Linked DNA regions of Homo sapiens: region 2 is linked to region 1. A link is an interaction called in ENCODE POLR2A ChIA-PET data of the cell type or tissue named here. Cell type or tissue: B cell. All regions are shown on one strand.

Region 1 (2,500 bases):
GTGCAGTGGCACGATCTCGGCTCACTGCAACCTCCGCCTCCTGGGTTCAAGCAATTTTCCTGCCTCGGCCTCCCGAGTAGCTGGGACTACAGGCGCATGCCGCCGTGCCCAGCAAATTTTTTGTATTTTGTTAGAGATGGGGTTTCACTGTGTTGCCCAGGCTGTTCTCGATCTCCTGAATTCAGGCAATCTGCCCGCCTCAGCCTCCCAAAGTGCTAGGATTACAGGCGTGAGCCACCGTGCCTGGCGAGTGTTTTTTTAAATCAAGAAATAGTAATTAGTCTTCAAAGGAATTCACACTAGATTTTCACATTTTTAAGCTTAAAAGCTTTTGAAGTGCTTTTTTTTCTTTTTTTCCTTTTAAAACTTTTTTTTTTTTTTTTGAGACAAGAGTTTCACTCTTGTTGCCCAGGCTGGAGTGCAATGGCACAATCTTGGCTCACCGTAACCTCCGTCTCCCGGGTTCAAGAGATTCTCCTGCCTCAGCTTCCCGAGTAGCTGAGATTACAGGCATGTACCACCACACCTGGCTAATTTTGTATTTTTAGTAGAGACGGGGTGTCTCCATGTCGGTCAGGCTGGTCTCGAACTCCTGACCTCAGGTGATCTGCCCGCCTCAGCCTCCCAAAGTGCTGGGATTACAGGCATGAGCCACCACGCCTGGCCACCTTTTTTAAATTTTTGAGATGGAGTGTCACTCTGTTGCCCAGGCTGTAATGCAGTGGCACAATCTCGGCTTACTGTATCCTCTGTCTCCTGGGTTCAAGTGATTTTCCTGCTTCAGCCTCCCGAGTGCTGGGATTATAGGCACCCGCCACCACGCCTGGCTAATTTTTGTATTTTTAGTAGAGATGGGGTTTTTACCATGTTGGCCAGGCTGGTCTCGAACTCCTGACCTCAGGTGATCCACCCACCTCGGCCTCCCAAAGTGCTGGGACTACAGCTGTGAGGCACTGTGCCCAACCTGAAGTGCTTTTAATTTTCACTGTGGATACTCGGTAAAATATAACCATGAATTTAAGAAAAATATCCGTGTTGTCACCTAGCTCTTTGTTAAAGAGCATTCATTGTTTATTTATTTTGTTTTGGGTAATATATTCCTTATCAGTTAGCTGTTTGGAGTTACGTTTCTGTTTGACATCTTAATGTGCTCCAGCAAAGGGTAACTACAGAGGAGCGAATAGGAGAGGGACACATGGGGACATCAGTTAGGTCTGGAAAGCTTTATTTCTTGAAGATCTGGGGACTTTCTGACCAAATATTAGCATTTGTCTGACCTGGATGGTGTGTACATGGGTATTCATGATATTCTTTCTACTTTTTTGTATTTGAAATTTCATAAAATAATTTAAAAAATAAAAGTAATACTGCTAACTTGGAGTTTAGAGGGAGGGTAATAGGATGGGGTATTAATTTGTTTTTATTACAGGAAGGCCTCAGTGCAAGAAATGAATTGTTTGATTGCTGACTTTATTCTTTGGTCTTACACACCAGGGTTTCCATGATAAAGTTTTGGAGGACTGCAATATAGTCCTCAGTTTAAATGCCAGTAACTGCAAAGCTCTGTATCGGAAATCTAAGGCTTTAAGTGATTTAGGAAGATACAAAAAGGCTTACGATGCTGTAGCAAAGTGCTCCTTAGCAGTGCCTCAGGTATGGAATTTATAGTTTATTTGTTTACATCGTAACCATTTACATCATAATAAATGGCATTTAAAGAGTTAAATTTTCCAGTCATCCATCAACCTGCTTCAGTTGGGTATAAATGCTAATGAAGCAGGTGTCTTGATGGGAAACTTCCCTGTTTTGTCTATTCTTCTTCACCATTAGTAAATATAACCCTGTTAATTATACATACTTATTTTTTTCAGGATGAGCATGTAATAAAACTAACTCAAGAACTAGCTCAGAAATTGGGATTTAAAATAAGAAAAGCGTATGTCAGAGCTGAGGTAAGCTGGAGTTCTCTGCATAAGGTGTTTTCATTTTGTTTTAGAACTTGGAGTCAGTTCTGTTTTTAAATTAGTGTCTTTATTTTATTTCAGCTCTCATTAAAATCAGTTCCTGGGGATGGGGCTACCAAGGTAAAGTTATTTTTTCTGTCAAAATTATATTTTTTTTTAAAGGGAAGGATGGGAGCAATTCTACTTTTAGTATTTTTGGTGTGTGTTTATTTTTGGAACCTTTTTAATTCCTCAAACACGTAATTGGCAATACCCTCCTGTCACTTTATTTATTTTTTTGAGACAGAGTCTTGTTCTGTTGCCCAGGCTGGAGTGCAGTGTCCTGATCTTGGCTCACTGCAACCTCCACCTCCTGGGCTCAAGTGATCCTCCCACCTCAGCCTCCCGAGTAGCTGGGACCACAGGCACACACCACCATGGCCTGTTAAATTTTTGTATTTTTTGTAGCGATGGGGTTTCACCATGTTGCCCAGGCTGGCCTCAAACTCCTGAGCTCAAGTGTTCCTCCTGCCTTGGCCTCCCACCAAATGCTGGGA
Region 2 (2,500 bases), 240 kb after region 1:
CCAGCCTGGACGACAGAGTGACACCCTGTCTCAAAAAAAAAAAAAAAAAAAAAAGAAAAAGAAAGAAAAAGAAAATGTTTTGCAACGAGATAGAGGTGGCAGTTGTACAACAATGTGGATGTGCTGATGCCACTGAATTGGTCACTGTAAAATTGTTTAATTGTACTAGGTGAATCTCACCTCGATCAAAGAAAATACACCAATTTGTATTGTTTCATGTGACAATTGGTAAAATGAGGATAGAGTGAACTGTGGATGCAGCGTAAATCAGAATGGAGGTTTCAGTGAGGTAGTAACCATTACCAACTGTGTTAAGACTATAATATAATGGCCAGGCACGGTGGCTCACACCTGTAATCCCAGCACTTTGGGAGGCCAAGGCAGGCGGATCAACTGAGGTCGGGAGATCGAGACCAGCCTGGCCAGCATGAAGAAACTCCATCTCTACTAAAAATACAAAATTAGCCAGGCGTGGTAGCACATGCTTGTAATCCCAGCTACTCGGGAGGCTGAGGCAGGAGAATTGCTTGAACCTGGGAGGCAGAGGTTGTGGTGAGCTGAGATCACACCATTGCTTTCCAGCCTAGGCAACAAGAGCGAGACTCTGTCTCAAAAAAAAAAAAAAAAAAAAAAAGACTATAATGTATAATTAAATAATACTTATAAAGCAAATGGTAGAATCTGAGGACAGGACCTCAGTATCAACATCTTTGGAACCAGTACAATGTTGGGTTAAAATGTATAGGACATGCTTGTTGAATTAGGGAAGAAAGTAAAGTGAAAGCATTTGATTCATCAAGAACCATGACTGAGCTACTTGCAACCTGCTGCAGGGCTGGGACAACTCATTTGAGCTTCCCACACCGAGTTCCTCTCCTTTCGAAGAAGAGGTAGGCTGATTCCTCCAGCGCTAAATGTCTGTGTTGGGAAATGGACAGGTCTAGGGGAGAAGACAGTACCTGCTGGAACATTCCAGAACATGCTGGAATATGCTAGGGGCTTGCTGTTTTGGCCTATGTTGTGCTGAAACCCTGTTAGTTTCACTAGGGAGGTAACAAGTTCAAGAGGCTGAAGAAGAAATGCAGAGCCAGCAAAGGAGACATTGGGTTTGATTCGGGACTTAGACACAGGGGAGAGAGTGCAGGTGCTGGTGGGCTGGAGAGGGAAACTGCAGCCACTTGCAAACAGCATGCAGTTTATTCAGCATTTTCACTTAACACCCTCCCCTTAACGACCTCCACCTGGCAACCTTCATGTAACCTAAAACTCAGAGCCTCCATCCCTTGGAGGGCCTGTGTTTCATGGGATGGGCCAGGGGCTCAGATGTTTCTCATAGACAGGAAACAAATCTCCAGGTTGGCCATTCCCGGATTCCGTAGCTGGGACTCACATTCAGGTGAGTCTGCCATCCAGGTCATCCTAAGGATGTGCGCAGGTTATTGCGTTCAGGTGCGTTTGCCCTACAGCCCACCGGAGCCAGCTCTTCGGTAAACTAGGAAACCCTTGAGACACAGGTCTCAATGAGCACCAGGCTGTGGTCAGCTTTGATACGCAGGAGCAGAGCAAGCCAAGAAATGACACTCAACTTTGCAAGAATCAGCCCCCTGTGTCTCCTTCCCACTGTCTGCTGCCAGGGGCGGGCGTCTGTATTCACACATCTGGCTCAGGTGAGGATGGGGCCAGGAGCCACCTTTGCAGGTCATTCGAAGGCCCCCACATTCCTTCCACCGGTGGGCCCTGGGGGCTGCCTCCCTCCCTCCCTGAGCTGAGAATCCCATCTTTGGAGTGAGTCTTGCGTCTACAGATCTAGGGCTGCACGTGTGTCCTGCTCAGGGCATGGCTAATAGGGCCCATTCCCTGGAAGCAAGGGCAGGAAGGGGACTGGGCACGGGGCTGTCGTCTTTACATAAGGGCTCATTACCACGGAGGCCTTAGCAGCTAGGGTACCTGTGATCCTGGGCAGGCGTATTTCTGCTTGGAGGACGTGGGGATTGGAAGCAGGGGTCGATTATAGAGCTGAGCCACAGGTGAAGTGGCTGGTGCATCTCTGAGTAGCCAAGAAATGGGAAAAGTGCCGGGAGAGGCAGGCCTCCTAACGCAGGGAGAAGGTTTCAGACCCCATCGTAGACTCTGCTGTATAACAGCCACTCACACAGGGCTTTGCGGTAAGAACTTTTTGGCTTCTTTGGCAATAGCTTTATTGAGATGTTATCTACATGTCACACAATTCACCCATTTAAAGTGTACAATTCAGCCGGGCGTGGTGGCTTACACCTGTAATCCAGCACTTTGGGAGGCCAAGGTGGGAGGGTTGGTGTAGGCCAGAAGTTGAAGACCAACCTGGACAACAAGGTGAGACTCGGTCTCTTTAAAAAAAAAAAAAAAAAAAAAAAAAAAAACGGGCCAGGCGCGGTGGCTCACGCCTGTAATCCCAGCACTTTGGGAGGCCGAGGCAGGTGGATCACGAGGTCAGGAGATTAAGACCATCCTGGCTAACACG

The links. Peaks named below come from ENCODE experiments on the same cell type or tissue, not always from the same donor. Only the 100,000 strongest peaks of a DNase experiment are listed, where the experiment ranks them.
Region 2: POLR2A ChIA-PET joins it to region 1 with 7 read pairs; 6 of 35 experiments call an interaction of 5 or more read pairs at or near these places.

Annotation. Positions count from the first base shown.
Region 1 is chr16:11,775,904-11,778,403 of GRCh38, reverse strand. It overlaps ZC3H7A (zinc finger CCCH-type containing 7A), which reads left to right. Exons shown (of 23, transcript NM_014153.4): 5 at 1,495-1,653; 6 at 1,872-1,952; 7 at 2,046-2,084. Among named protein-coding and RNA genes, the nearest start is that of ZC3H7A, 20 kb to the left of the region's middle. In B cell, no CTCF peak of the experiment used is centred here; no DNase peak of the experiment used is centred here.
Region 2 is chr16:11,538,293-11,540,792 of GRCh38, reverse strand. No RefSeq gene overlaps it. Among named protein-coding and RNA genes, the nearest start is that of LITAF, 47 kb to the left of the region's middle. In B cell, no CTCF peak of the experiment used is centred here; a DNase peak (open chromatin) is centred at 970.